2 separate regions of the Homo sapiens genome follow, and region 1 is linked to region 2. A link is a loop called in an ENCODE intact Hi-C map of the cell type or tissue named here. Cell type or tissue: heart right ventricle. All regions are shown on one strand.

Evidence for each region. A loop is a pair of places that touch in the nucleus more often than their neighbours do. Peaks named below come from ENCODE experiments on the same cell type or tissue, not always from the same donor. Only the 100,000 strongest peaks of a DNase experiment are listed, where the experiment ranks them.
Region 1: it touches region 2 in a loop (9-fold over the local background); 5 of 110 quality-filtered maps call a loop at or near these places.

What each region holds. Positions count from the first base shown.
Region 1 is chr1:99,872,329-99,880,328 of GRCh38, forward strand. It overlaps AGL (amylo-alpha-1,6-glucosidase and 4-alpha-glucanotransferase), which reads left to right. Exons shown (of 34, transcript NM_000642.3): 8 at 2,359-2,482; 9 at 2,826-2,928; 10 at 3,030-3,127; 11 at 4,130-4,269; 12 at 5,313-5,500; 13 at 7,595-7,718. Among named protein-coding and RNA genes, the nearest start is that of AGL, 26 kb to the left of the region's middle. In heart right ventricle, no CTCF peak of the experiment used is centred here; no DNase peak of the experiment used is centred here.
Region 2 is chr1:99,814,607-99,822,606 of GRCh38, forward strand. No RefSeq gene overlaps it. Among named protein-coding and RNA genes, the nearest start is that of AGL, 32 kb to the right of the region's middle. In heart right ventricle, no CTCF peak of the experiment used is centred here; no DNase peak of the experiment used is centred here; H3K27ac peaks cover 567 bases.

The DNA.
Region 1 (8,000 bases), 58 kb after region 2:
ATGTTTACTTGCTTATGTGAGTCAATCTGAAGGATACATTGTTAAACATGGAATTATTGAGTCAAAGGGTATACAGATTTCAAATATAATAAATTTATTTTCACAGCAAGTTATACCAACTTAATATTATCACTAACATTAGATATCATTAACCTTTATCATGTTTGTCAATTAGGCAAAACATACCTTATTTTAATTTACATTTCTTTTTTTTTTTTTGAGACTGAGTCTCACTCTGTCACCAGGCTAGAGTGCAGTGGTGTGATCTTGGCTCACTGCAACCTCTGCCTCCCAGGTTCAAGTGATTCTCCTGCCTCAGCCTCCCAAGTAGCTGAAACTACATGCATGCACCACCACACCCAGCTAATTTTTGTATTTTTAGTAGAGACGGGGTTTCACCATGTTGGCCAGGATGGTCTCGATCTCTTGACCTCGTGATCTGCCTGCCTCAGCCTCCCAAAGTACTGGGATTACAGGCGTGAGCCACCGCGCCCAGCCTTTTAAGTTACATTTCTTTGCTTATTAATGAAGTATATTTTTACACCTTGATTAGCTATTTATATTTCTTCCATTAATTGCCTGTTAATGTTTCTTCTCATTTTTCTATTGAGTTGTCTCTTTTTTTATATCGACATTATTGATTATTACACAGGCCTCAAATATATCCCCTAGTATGCTCTTGATCTTTTAACTCTTGTTTATGGTGACATTTTTTTTCAATGTAGTCAAACTTTTCAATCTCTGATGGCTTCCAATTTCATATCATGCTTAGAAAAGACCTTCCATCAACATTCTCTTTTCTTCTAATTTGTATTTTTACATTTGAATATTTAATATACCTGAAATTTATTTTTGTGTATTATATAAAGAAGATATTTAACTTGATTTGTATTTTTAAAATTATATTGAGTTGAAAATCCATCCTTTTATACTGATTTGAAGTACCACCATAATACTTCATAGTGTATGGTAATATACAAAATATACATCTGTTATCTGTGCTCTTCCACTGATCCGTCTCTTTTATTCTATCAATACTAAAGATTATTAGTTTATACTGATGGCATAGCTTTTTCTCTTTTTCAAACATTTCTTGGCAGTGTTCTTTTTTTTTTTTTTTTTTGAGACAGAGTTTCACTCTTGTCGCCTAGGCTAAAGTGCAGTGGTGTAATCTCCACTCACCACAACCTCCGCTTCCTGGGTTCAAGCGATTCTCCTGCCTCAGCCTCCCGAGTAGCTGGGATTACAGGCATGTGCCACCACACCCAGCTAATTCTGTATTTTTAGTAGAGATGGAGTTTCTCAATGTTGGTCAGGCTGGTCTCGATCTCTTGACCTCAGGTGATCCACCCACCTCAGCCTCCCAAAATGCTGGGATTACAGGTGCAAGCCACCATGCCCGGCGGCAGTTTTCATATATTTACTCTTCCAGATGAACCTTAGAAACTGGATTTTAAGAATTGATTTGTATTTTATGCTGTTTTGTGAGGCTAACGTGAATAACCACTACACTATGAAACCCATTATTTTGTTTTTTTGTTCGTGTTTTTATAAGTCATTTCAAAGTCTCTTTAGAATAAGCCAGACACAAATTAATTAGTTAATATAAAATCAAGTTCAATGGAGGCAATCCTGTACCAGTTCTTAATTTTATTACAAACAAGTTCCAGAAAAAGAGTGAAAATTTCCCCAAAAACCATTTATTTCCTTTTTAATTTTTAAGTTATTATCTAAGGAATATGGTTGATGAAAAGGGAAAAAAAGTATTAAACCTGTGTGCTTCTTTTAGAGAATTCAAAGAAAGTCAGGTTGTTAATAAGACTTCAGGAAGCAAACTTTGAAAGCAATCTTGAAAAAGAACTCCTGAGGTTAGAATATTTGGTAGCACCGGGGAGGAAAACGGGTTCCACTAAAGTCCTTAAAGTGTTTAAAAAAAAAAAAGGTACATGTATACATGTATAACAAACCTGCAAGTTGTGCACATGTACCCTAGAACTTAAAGTATAATAAAATATATATATAAAAAAATAAAAAAAGAATAGAATAAGTGAATGCTGATGTAGGCAGAAAAGTGGGGGCTGAGATTGAATTGATAGGAATCCTTGTGTCTTTCTTTTATGTTATTTTTGTCTCTGTTTCTTTCTCCCCCACACCCCTCGTGTGTGTTTGCGCGTGCACGCACGTGCACACACGTGCACACAGCAGGATGAGAAGGGGAGGAGGTAGGAGGATACCTGTGAAATAAATATTTGTTTTATTTTCAGTGAAAAAATTATAGGCCAAAAATTAGAAAATAGTGACAGTTATAATCTCTTTGTAGATATTTGCATTTAAGGTATCGTCTTTTCTTTCTTTTAGAAAATAGGCGAGTAACCAAGTCTGATCCAAACCAACACCTTACGATTATTCAAGATCCTGAATACAGACGGTTTGGCTGTACTGTAGATATGAACATTGCACTAACGACTTTCATACCACATGAGTATGTAATGTGTTTTTTTCTGTGAAATAATAATATTACTTACAAACCTTTATGGCTAGTATGATTTTCATACTACTTATTAAAAACGCTTAATAGAAAATGAAATAAAGTAATTCACTGTAATTCTACTATTTCAGCACATGACATTTTCCCACTTTTTCTGTGTGTGGGCCATGTTTCTATATGTGTATATAAACATTTTTACAATTGGAAAACATCATCAGCCATAATTGAAATCCCGATGAATATATTTAAGGTTTCTGTGACCTTTGTTAGAAAGTTTTTAAATGTAGAATCTGTAAAGCCATTAAATATTATATCTGCATTTCTCCATCTGCTCTAGCAAGGGGCCAGCAGCAATTGAAGAATGCTGTAATTGGTTTCATAAAAGAATGGAGGAATTAAATTCAGAGAAGCATCGACTCATTAACTATCATCAGGAACAGGTTTTACTTATTTTTGAACTGCTGCTTTTCCTTGCATCTTACTACTATTTTTTTGTTGTCTTGAGGATGGTGATGATCTAACACAATTTAATGTTTTTCAGGCAGTTAATTGCCTTTTGGGAAATGTGTTTTATGAACGACTGGCTGGCCATGGTCCAAAACTAGGACCTGTCACTAGAAAGCATCCTTTAGTTACCAGGTGTTGCATTTTTGTTTTTTTTCTTATTGATGGTTGAAAACTGAAAATTGTATTTAACTTTTGAAATTAACCTAAATGTTTTCTTTAACATGTGAGTTCAGTACATTTCTTAAATTGAAATAGAAGTTTTGATTTGGACATAGGCTTAATATTAACTAATTTTGTTAGGCAAATATTTTGTTAGAGAAACTGTCATCAGTATAAACCAATTCATAGTTATTATTTAATGTTTCTGGAGGACTGCATACTTAGTAATAAATTCAATATTAATCAAATTAAGCAAGCATCTGGCTCCTTACTTTGTAAGTGACATAAAGCATAGGTTGGGCAACTAGAGTGCAGTAAAAGCCTTTGCATATCTTTACTTAGAGTCTTTTTTAAAAATATCTTTGCAAAGTAACATCAATGCCTCAATTATGTATTTATTTTTTTTCTTTGAGATGGAGTCTTGTTCTGTCACCCAGGCTGGAGTGCAGTGGCACGATCTCAGCTCATTGCAACCTCCGCCTCCAGGGTTCAAGCGATTCTCCTGCCTCAGCCTCCCAAGTAGCCAGGACTACAGAGGTGCACCACCATGCCCAGCTAATTTTTGTAGTTTTAGTAGAGACGGGGTTTCCCCATGTTGGCCAGGCTGGTCTCAAACTCCTGACCTCAGGTAATCCCCCTGCCTCGGCCTCCGAAAGTTCTAGGATTACAGGCATGAGCCACCATGCCCAGCTGCCTCAATGATTTTTTAAAATAATTTTATGAAGTTTTAAAAATTGTTTAAACTGTTAGCCAGATATGCTGTCATGTTAACTCCCTATTTCTCACATCCTGCTAGATTTACTCAAAAAGCCTAATGAAGATTTTTGACCTATATTGAAGTTTTTTTCCTATAAATAGCATCAAACTTATTTTATTCTATTCATTAGAAAAGAAGTTTAGTTTTAATATTGCAAATTTATATTCTCTCCAAGGAGTTTCTTTGTATGGATTTAATATTTAATTATATTTTCATAGGTATTTTACTTTCCCATTTGAAGAGATAGACTTCTCCATGGAAGAATCTATGATTCATCTGCCAAATAAAGCTTGTTTTCTGATGGCACACAATGGATGGGTAATGGGAGATGATCCTCTTCGAAACTTTGCTGAACCGGGTATGTAATTTTTAACTTCTCTGTGGATGGGGAAAGAATAGTTCATGGCAAGGTCAAAATAAAATCTGCTTTACTGATTTTCTTCCCCATTAGTCTATTGGTTTTTAAATATTTCACCATAAAGGTACCAGAGATACATACAATTTGAGAAAGAAAACATGGAGCCAACAAAAAAAGAAGTTCATCTTCTGTCCTCTCCTTTGCCTTCCTACCTTTTATCTTCTCAAACAGAATAACTTTTATGTACTGTTTTCTATATTGTGGGTCTACATAAGCTTTTATTTGGACAAAATATTATTGCATTTTTACAGACAAGTTTGAAACCACTGCTATTACAATTACATTGACATAAGAGATATTTTCACTCATTGGCCAGAGGTATTAAGAATTTCAGTGGCAATTAAACCAGAACCTAATGGTTTTAGGTCCCCCCTCACTCTTAGTGTCTTGTGTTTCTATAGCTATTTCATTACCAGGAAGAATGTTGCAGGAGCCCATTGATATATTTATTTTTTAACATTTCGAAACTAGGAGTCTATATTAGTGACATTAAAATTTATTCAGAAATCTTAATGCTTTTTTTTAAGAGTATAAATTTGGGTGTAAGTATCTCTGCCCTCTTTTTTCTAGCCATTCTAAACGAAATCAAGCCATTCTGCTGTATGCCATGGATCTAATACAACCTGTTGCCGAAAATAAGTAGGAGGGTGGAGATGGAGTTTTAAATGTTTTTGGTAGAACTATGGTTTTAAAAGGCCTATGATATTAACATTTCTGTTTTCCCTTATGATGCGACTTGGGTTTTTGAAATTGAGGACAAATTTTTAGAAGAGACTGTAAGCTAGAGTTTTTTCAGAATAGCTATGAGAAATAAATAATTATTAATTTTTTAAAACATTATCTCATACCACTTTAGATATAATTTAACCAATATATCATTTATGGCAGAAATGATCAAAGCAATTTAAAAACCAGTGTTTCCTTGAAGTAATTGTTTTCATTTTATTTCTTGAACCATTGAAAGCAATCTCTTTTCTGAACAGGTTCAGAAGTTTACCTAAGGAGAGAACTTATTTGCTGGGGAGACAGTGTTAAATTACGCTATGGGAATAAACCAGAGGACTGTCCTTATCTCTGGGCACACATGAAAAAATACACTGAAATAACTGCAACTTATTTCCAGGGAGTACGTCTTGATAACTGCCACTCAACACCTCTTCACGTAGCTGAGGTACAGAAAAACAATTTATCTACATTAAGAAAAGAAATTCAGTGTTCCTTCCTAGCTTTCCTTAAGTAAACTATGCAGGTAAATGTTTCCTTTTGCTAGTTGGACACAAGCATTGATTTGGTGGTAGTATTTATCACTATTGCATAATTAGCATAATTCTAACAATCTTTTGCAGTTGTTATGGAATACTGGGCTATAAAATATTTAACTAGCTAATTTTAAAATTTTAATTTAGGGAAGTTGATCACGTTTCTGATAATATGGAGTGCAATCATATTGGCTACTGTGAATACATAAAATGTTAATTTTTGTTATTTTTAGGTTGCTTTCAATATATTTTAGAAGTGACTGTGAAGGTGAATAGCTTATTACACATTATAGTGGTGTGTGCCTATAGTCCCAGCTACTCGGGCGGCTGAGGCAGGAGAATCACTTGAACCCAGGAGGTGGAGGTTGCAGTGAGCCGAGATCACACCACTGCACTCCAGCCTGGCGACAGAGTGAGACTCTGTCTAAAAAATAAATTAATTAATTAAATTAAATAAAAAATAAACATTAACATTATAGCATATTGAAGCCAGTCTAGCCTCATCGATTTAATTTTTATTATTTATAAAAATTATAAGTGTAAACATAAACATTGTCTATTTCTCTTTGAGCTCTTTACAATAACTTCTGAACAATGCCAATACTTATAGTATTAACTTCTATCTAATACAATCTTTGTAATTAAACTCATAATTTTCATCCTGCTTATAAGTTTTTTTTGTTATTTTTAGAAACCCTACAGTGGCACTGCTTATAAGATTTTTGATACCTTACTAGTGACCAGTGTCACTTAGGTGTTCTTTGGAAATGTGTGCTTACCTAAAAAATGTCTATTTCTATAATATTAAAGCAGTATTATAATATATATTTCAAGTCCTATGATGAAAAATTGATTTGATTTGGAGGGATTTAGTGAATATTAGTTAAGCTGGTAGAACATTGTTTAGTTCCAAAAAATGACGGCTTTATTTTATTGTGCTTTTAGCAATAGCAAAAAGAAATATGCTTCTAAGATTGTTACATGGCAGAAAAGAATGTTCAAACTTAATTTACTTAATTTTAAATTACAAAATCTAGGATTCTACTTGTTAGCTAATAGAGTTTCAAGTATTTTATTAATCTTTGTGCAAATGTTGTGTTTAACAGTTTGGAACCAATCTGATTTTTTATTATAAACCAGTGTTTATAATAAACAGCTAGATAGATAGCACCAGTGTTAAACGTAAATCACACAAGTGGAAATTGTAAGGTGTAAGAGTTTTTAAGAGTTATTTATCATCATCTGTAGGAGAAACTGGCTTCAGTCTGGTCAGACAAATCTAATCTTTCCAACAGCTAAGTAATTCACCAGCAGGGAATTTATGAATAATTATTTAGTCAACCACCTGGAAATTAAGTCTGATTAAAGTTTTAAAAATAAGCAAGCAGGCCCAGGCACGGTGGCTCACGCCTGTAATCCCAACACTTTTAGGCTCAGGCAGGCAGATCAGCTGAGGTTGGGAGTTTGCAACCAGCCTGACCAACATGGAGAAACCCCATCTCTACTAAAAATACAAAATTAGCTGGGTGTGGTGGTGCGTGCCTGTAATCCCAGCTACTCGGGAGGCTGAGGCTGGAGAATTTCTTGAACCTGGGAGGCGGAGGTTGTGGTGAGCTCACATCATGTCATTGCACTCCAGCCTGGGCAACAAGAGCGAAACTTGGTCTCAATAAATAAATAAATAAATAAATAAGCAAACAAAAAACAGGGAGAAAACCTAACAGAATTGTAGTGTTATGATTTACATTTAGTAATATGAAACTAACATTTTTCTTCTTCTTTTCCTCTCTCATGTCTCAATATCTTTGCAAAATCTAATCTTCCTTTTTAACCGTTTTCTTCTCTTGATAAATTCTCTTGTTTCTATGTGTTTTGGTATGTTTGATATCTTGCTGCATATTTTTCTATGTCAAATCATGCCTCCTTTTGTCTCTTTCCTTCCTCCTATCTTGCTTTTCTCTTTCTGTTACATTTATTTGTTACATTTGTCACTGTGCTTTTTACAGTACATGTTGGATGCTGCTAGGAATTTGCAACCCAATTTATATGTAGTAGCTGAACTGTTCACAGGAAGTGAAGATCTGGACAATGTCTTTGTTACTAGACTGGGCATTAGTTCCTTAATAAGAGGTAGGCTTGTTGGAGTGTATTTCCCTCTAAAACTTTAGCTTTTGTTTAAGTAGATTAAAGGATTTAATAGCTTCATATGCAATGCTTAATAATTTTTTAACACAGTTAATGTTCTTCTAAATACTTTGTATGACATATTCTAATATAACTCAGTCTATTTTTATCAGTATAAATTTCTACTTTGGGGTAAGATACCTCATTTCAAATTGAAAGACCAGTAGGATGAACTGAAGACTCACTAACAAAACCATTTTTTGTTGTTGAAAATATGCAAACCTGTTT
Region 2 (8,000 bases):
TCAACAAAGTAGCCACAATGACAGTGTTAAAACGCAAATCAGATCAGGTCACTGCTCTGTTCAAAAGGCCCTAGTGGTGCCCTCTTTCACTCCTAGTAAAAGCCAAAGTCTTTCCAATTGTCTACAAAGCCCTACACAATCAGACCCTTGTTTCATCTCTTACTTCTCTCTTATTCTTCTCCAGCAACAGTGGCTGCTCAAACACATTTGTTATGCTCTTGCCTTAGTACTTTGTACTGGCCCAATTTCATTTCCTGGTGCACTGCTCCCTGAGATCTTTCAAAAGCCTATGAGAGGGGTAATTTTATTATACCCATTTTATAGAGGAAGAAATGGAGGCCTACAAAGGATAAATAGCTTTCATCTGAACCCTGGTGGTGTGATCTAGAGGTCACTAATTCACAAGCCCTGCCTATGCATATTAATGTCTTATGAGGAGACAAAAGGAATTCAGAAGACACAGAAATATTGCAAGAAACAGAAAGAAATTTTTTTTAATCAAAGAAATAGGAGAAAATATTCACTAAAAAAGAATAGGTTAATATGAATAAGGAATAAACAAGGACTTTTTTTTATTTTTTATTTTTTTAAGATGGAGTCTCACTCTGTCACCAGGCTGGAGTGCAGTGGCACAATCTCCGCTCACTGCAACCTCTGCCTCCCAGGTTCAAGCGATTCTCCTGCCTCAGCCTCCCTAGTATCTGGGACTACAGGCACATGCCACCACGCCCAGCTAATTTTTTGTATTTTTAGTAGAGACGGGTTTTCACCATATTGGCCAGGATGATCTCAATCTCTTTACCTTGTGATCTGCCCCTCTCAGCATCCCAAAGTGCTGGGGATTACAGGCGTGAGCCACCGCACCCAGCCAGCAAGGATTTTTTAAAATTCTTGAAATTAAAAATACAAGAGTCAAAAGAAAACAATTAAACAAAAACTATGAAAGATAAAGTTGAAAGAAAGAAAAAAAACCTTCAAATGAACAGAACAAAAAGACAAGCAGATGGAATATATGGAAAAAGCAGTAAGAGATTTAGAGGACTTAAATGGAGAATCAAATACTTGATTAGTAGGAGCTGGGTGAAGGAGAGAGAAAAATGTAGATGAAGGATAATCTCAAAATAATAACACAAGAAAATTTCTCAATACCAAAATATATTAATCTCCATATTAACAAGAAAAGTTCTCAATACCAAAGTATATTAATCTCCAGATTAAAACTGGCCCACCAAGTTCCCACTACAATGACTGGTCTCCAGGTAGAAATAGAATAGAATAGATTTCTTAGATAGAATATATTTCTTAGCACAGTCTTACCAGCAACCTGTCATTGAGAACCAACTCAAATAAAGGCAGTCTTCTTTTGGCCTGTTAGAGACTGAGGACCACAACACCTCCTCTAGATTGGGTATATCATCAGTTGGTTGAGTGGCCACCAGAAAAGTTCTGAGCTACTCCTCTTCACCTGTCTTCCGTGCTTCTTCCAGAGAAGCCTCAAGAACTGGGTCCTCCCCAACTGAATACATTAAGAGATTGTCCTTTCTTCCTTTAGATGTACTATGCCACAGTCACCTCAAGCCCCACAGTCCCAGGCTAACCAAGAGAGACTCTCTCAGAAATCTCTAGACTAAGAAATAGGCACAGTCTCTATATTCATATTTGCCCAAACTCCAGGGGACACAAAAGCCAAGCTCTCCCCAAAATTTCATTACCATACTTGCAGCTCCAGCGCAGACCTACTGGTTCTGCAGCTCAGCAAGAATTCATCCAAGAAATAAGATGCTCCCTCCCAATTTTTGCAGGCTTACCGATATTAACTCTTAGAACAAGCACATCTTTATCTGTATGTGTGTGTGCACACGCACACACTCATGCACATGCATACTTTACATTAGAGCAACTCTGCCTCCCAAGACTGCTTTCACTCCCCAGTAATTTTGTCTCTGAAGAATCCCACCCCTCCAGTATCCTCAAGCCCCAAATCCCTAAAGGAAAAAAAGGACAAGCCCTTATCATATCCAGCTGGAGAGGACCCAGTTCTTGAGGCTCCCGAGGAAGGAACATGGAACACAATAAAGAGCAGGAGTCCAAGACTTCGCCTTGGCCACTGACCAACTGATGAGGCTGAGTTGGTGGCTCTCTTTAGAGTGCGGAGAACTAAGTGCCTCTGGGCCTCACATCTGTACTTTATTCTGGGACAAGAGGAAAACTCTCACTCAGCAACCACCGTGTTACACCTCGGATCCTGTTACACTGAGTTTAACCCAGGAGACCAGCCAGGTGAAGTCCCTCATGACGGCTGTGGGGCAGCCTAGAGAGTGATCTGTTCCGAGTGGAGCAGAGGAAAGAGGGTTCTAGGAGAGAGGTCTCTGGGAACAAAATGGTGACAGGGGAGGGACTGGAATTATTTAAAGATAAGTTTGCCGAATATGATGCAGTGTATTTGGGAAATAAATTATGTGTTTAAAACTAACTCTACAAACTTTTCAAAAATAAATTTGCCATAAGTTGGATATGATCTAGGAGGAGGTAAGTAAAGGGGGGCCCAATATACCAGTGGAACTCATGCCTTTCACTCCCCCTTCAGCGTGGGCCTAGTTTTACCTCGATAAGGGAGTGCCCGGCCATCACTTGGTTTTATCATTGTTAGCATTATTCCTTTTGCTGCACTGTGCTCCCAGAATAAAAGGAAATAGAAGATAACCTTGGAATGGTTTTTTGGTGTTGGGGTGGGGTGGGGCGGGGGAGTTGTTCATTTTGTTGTTGTTTTTTGCTCTGCAAAATAATACAAATCAATTTAAAACAGAATGATGCATAACTAAGAATTCATTCTCATCTTAGCAAAGTCAGCAACTCCTCTTAGTACATCTGTGGGAAGGAAAATTTTACTCAAGGGAACTTGAGACCTTTTGCAAGGAAAGAAATCAAGACCCTATCCCCTTTTCTCTGAGATTTGGAGTTAGGGAGCTTGGGCTGTGTGTATTTAGGCTGGTCACAGTGAAAGTCAATGAGTTTTCTGAAGTAAAGTTATTACGACAGCATAAAGAGGGGACCAATGCTCAGCACTGAGCCCCAGAACTGAGCCAAGGGAGAGAAAACTATGATTTTTTGAGTCCATGAGGCAGTGTATGGTGGAACCTACCCTAATCCAGCCCACCTGAGGGTAAATAGGCACTCAAGAGAAGTCACTGCATGTTATTTCAAAGATTTGATTACTGAAGTCTAATCTGTAGAGACCCAGGCTTACTGCAACAGAAAGTCCATAAGTAATAAATTCCAGAATCCAAACTGAACCCGCTCTCCTGGATAGATTTGAATAGATTCAAATCCTGGAAAACTGGTTGGGGGAAGAAATAAAAAGAGCAATGAGTCTCACGTTATGGTCAGTTTGGATAGACCCTTTTTTACTAAGAGTAACACCAAGAAAACATGATTGCCTATCCTTAAAAATCACCTACTGTGGGTGCTCCAGCCTCCTTGACAGGGGATTTCATCCCAGTTATGCAGGAAAGACACTCCAAACTGAGGACGAGGAGTCTCCAGTGTAGACACTTCAACAAGAAAGAATCAAGGCAGTCTAGATCAATCACACCATCACTCTTACTTGCTCCTAAGTACTGTTAATAACTACACAGGTTTCCTGGAAAAACAAAAGGAGGGCATTGAGGGAAATAGATCAGAACTGCTGCCAGTGTAGGCTTGTAGATTCCAGTGGTCTGTGTCCTGTAGCACTAAGTGGAATTATTTCCACTTCAAACTATAAAAGTGTTCACCTCAAGTATTTTGTTTTACATATTAGGGTTTGAAAAGAGAGTTTCACAACTAAAAATAACTCAGCCAACATAGTGTTCTTCCACACCCTCAGGCAGCCTCCATCATTTGATACAGCTGTCTGTTCAAGTCTGCCAACAGGACAGTTAAAAATAGATGGCCAGTCTCCTTTAAGGGTGTTGCGTAATTGACTTATATAGTTTTCCATATTCATTTTTCTAGATTAGTTGTCTCTAAACATTTTTGCTTGTGCTCCCTTAAAAGACATTGGAAAAATTTATGTATCCTTCGGCAAAAAAAGTTGACCACTTAATATTTTTAATATGTTTAGATAATTGAAAAGTTTATTTGTCCATGGGTTAATATTACCTTATAGCTAAAATCAGTCAGGATTTAGCTATTCCTGTTTTTCATTTATACCTATAGCACTAAAAAACCTTGTTCTTATACATAAGTAAATGAGATTGGAAATTCTGTTAGCAATGTCAATCAATTCTTTAAACCTTTCAAGTTAAATGCCGAATAACATATAGTGATCAATTGTCAAAGATTATTTTTAATGATCTATTTAGATGACAATCTATTTAGGGCCAGCTTAAACTTTGATAAAAGCAATGAATTAGAAACCATCTGACTTACAAATGTGTTTATTACTCTGTCATTTGAATCATTCATTTTCAGAGTTTCTAGGAAGTATATGAGAAAGATTATATCAGGACTTACCAAATGACTATTAGTTTGTCTTTCACCTTGTTATGGCACTAAAATCAGATGAAACTGGTATAAGTATAATATCTTGAATTAGAAATTGTATGTTTTTGGTCAGGCACAGTGGCTCACACCGGTTATCCCAGCACTTTGGGTGGCCAAGGCAGGAGGATTGCCTGAGCTCGGGAGCTCAAAACCAGCCTGGGTGACATGGTGAAACCCTGTCTCTACCAAAAATACAAAAACTAGCTGGCCATGGTGGTGCACACCTGTAGTCCCAGCTACTCAGGAGGCTGAGGTGGGAGGATGGTTTGAGCCCAGGGGACAGAGGTTGAAGTGAGCCAAGATCACACCACTGCACTCCAGCCTAGGCAACAGAGCCAGACCCTATCTCAAAAAAATAAATAAATAAAACTTAACTTAAAAAAAATTGTACATTTTTGTATTTTTCCTATTGAGTGTGAACAAAGACTACATATATTTTGCATCTGATAATTAATATCTGTGAGTGGGGAATTAATCTTAATTTAATAAAACTGGTTTTCTAAAATTTAGGGCACTATATCATAGGTTATATTTTTTGATATTTTGTTCCACATCTCATATATATTAGTGTAGATCCTGTTTTTAAGAGCATGATATCATGAAAAGCTATGATAAGAGAAACAGGCCAGACTCAGTGGCTCACACACCTGTAATCCCAGCACTTTGGGGGGCCAAGGCAGGTGTGTTGCTTGAGCCTAAGAGTTCAAGACCAGCCTAGGCAATAGAGTAAGACCCCCATCTCTATAAAAAACAGAAAAAAATTAGCCAAGCATGGTGGCACACACCTGTAGTCTCAGCTACTTACATGGCTAAGGCAGGAGGATGGCTTGGGCCCAGAAAGTTGAGGCTGCAGTGAGCGGTGATTACGCCATCGCACTCCAGCCTCAGTGACAGAGTGAGACTGTGAAAGAAAGAAAGAAGGAAAGAAAGAAAGAAAGAAAGAAGGAAAGAAAGAAAGAAAGAGAAAAGAAAAGAAAAGAAAAGAAAAGAAAAGAAAAGAAAAGAAAAGAAAAGAAAAACAGATAACAAGAAAGAGCAACAGAGAAAAGGTATCAGGACCAGGGATGGATTTGGGTTTTTTCAGCTTGAAGCCTATATAATTTGAGGTGCAGACCTCTTACAGAAAAATAATACAACATTATGAATAAAAAATTAGGTATGTTTTCTCAGGAGAAACCAGTGGGAAAAAAAGGAAAAAATTTAGTAGAAAGTAAATATTTAATAGGAGAACAAAATCTCAACAAATGACAGAATTTTAAAAGATCAATTCTACAAACATCATATAACTCAGAAAAATTATATAACAATGATGTTCATTAATATGTCTATGACACTTCTATAGTTTTTGGCTAGATACTTTTAATCACCACTTCAAATGGTAATGACTTTCTACATCATTTTCTCTGAGAAAAATAGAAAGCTAATTGAGACTTTTCTTCTGCATAGGTGATGTATTTTCATTTTATTATTGATAGTTTAGACAAGCTTCTGTTTCGTCATTATTGGTAACTAGTGGTTAAGCCACATCTGTCATTTCCTCCCAGTTTCTAGTCAGGAAGTGCTTTTTGCCAGAGCCACTCTCAGAGACTCCAGCCCATTGATTGACAAGGCTACCGTTACGGTACCTGGGCCAGCCCTGCCAAGTCCTTCCTGTCCCCCTTTCTCATCCACCTAAGTGAGTGTTGCTCTGATAAAACTCTCTGAAGTGTAACTCATGTTTGGTAATAGTGGGAGTATGACAGGTGACGTGGTCAGGCAAAAACTATCATCACTCCAACTGTATCATACTAGTGAATTCAGTTATCCCCCAAAGTATGAAATTACCCCATTTCTAATATTATGTCTCATCCTTAACAGACATTCATATCAGTCATGGAAAGACAATGGCCTAGAAGGGTATATGTGCTATGATTAAAAGAGGCTTCTTCAACACCACTATTTTAATTTTTCTTCTGAAGTTTTTTAATACTACAGGAGAAAGCATCATAAAAAATTTCAAATGGTGGCCGGGTGCGGTGGCTCACTCCTGTAATCCCAGCACCTTGGGAGGCCAAGGTGAGAGGGTCACTTGAGGTCAGGAGTTCGAGACCAGCCTGGCCAGCATGGTGAAGCCCTGTCTCTACTAAAAATACAAAAATTAGCCAGGCATGGTGGTACATGCCTGTAGTCTCAGCTACTTGGGAGGCTGAGGCAGGAGAATCGCTTGAAACAGGGAGGCGGAGGTTGCAATGAGCCGAGATCATGCCACCACACTCCAGCCTGGGCGACAGAGCAAGACTCCTTCTCAAAAAAAAAAAAAAAGAAAAAAAAAAAGAAAGAAAATTTTGAATGGATAAGAGGTATCCCTTTCATTTGATAAGTAGGAGAATGGTAACTATGAAAAAGAATTTGGGTAAGGGGAAAGGAGAAACAACATTAATGTGTGTTCTCTAGTTCTCTTATTCTCTAAGCCAATAATACTTTTCTCTGTACTGAGCCTACGTCAATACAGCTACTTGTGTTATTCAAATCTTCTATATCTTTCATACATTTCCTCTGCTTAACCTACCTTGAACTATTCCACTGTGACTGTGGATTTGTCCATTTCTCTCTGCAGTTCTATTTATATAATTTTTGGTTTGTAAATATTGAGGATATTTTATTATGTAATCAAGTTTAGAACTGTTATATATTTCTGGTGAATTGAATCTTATCATAGTACTTATCTCATTACATTGTAATTATTAGTTTATTTGTATGTTTCACCCATTAGAGTGCTGGCTTATTGCTTATTGAGGAAGGGCTGATGTTTGACTCACTGGTGAATACCTTAGTACCACTAGTACAGATCAGGCTCTCATTAACTCCTGACTATTAATATAGCCCCCTAACCAGACCAGTACTAAGCTGCCAATTTCACCCACTTGAAGGCCCTGTCAGATTAAATCTTCCTAGAAAGTAATTCTGATCATAGCACTCTTTTTAAAAATAGTAGTTTCCTGTTGTTCACAGAATAAAATACAAACTCCACAGCTTATCATTCAACTTCCTCAAAGACTTGAAATCACCCTATTTTTCACTCACTTTCTTCTCACATCCTAGGAGGTCAATCAAACTGAAATCCCCACTACCCCCACACAGATCCTGCATTCCTTCTGCTGTCCCCATATAATATCTAAATCCTAGTATAATTTTCCATCCCACTCTGCATGTCCAAACCCTTCAGAGCCAGTCTTTTTTTTTTAAACTACTTTAATTTTTTTTTCTTTCTTTTTCAGTTACATACTTTTAAACAGGGATGTGTTTCATTATTCATTCAGGCAATGTTGACTTCATTAGTGTTGACAGAAAATAAGCATAAAAATGCAAAACATTGTTGGCTTAACCTGAATATACCTGCATTACCTATTATTAACCAGTTTGTGTTGCCAAAAGACTTATTCCTTGGCATTAAAATGGAGCACTTAAAAATATTTCTAAAAAGCAAATGCCCACAC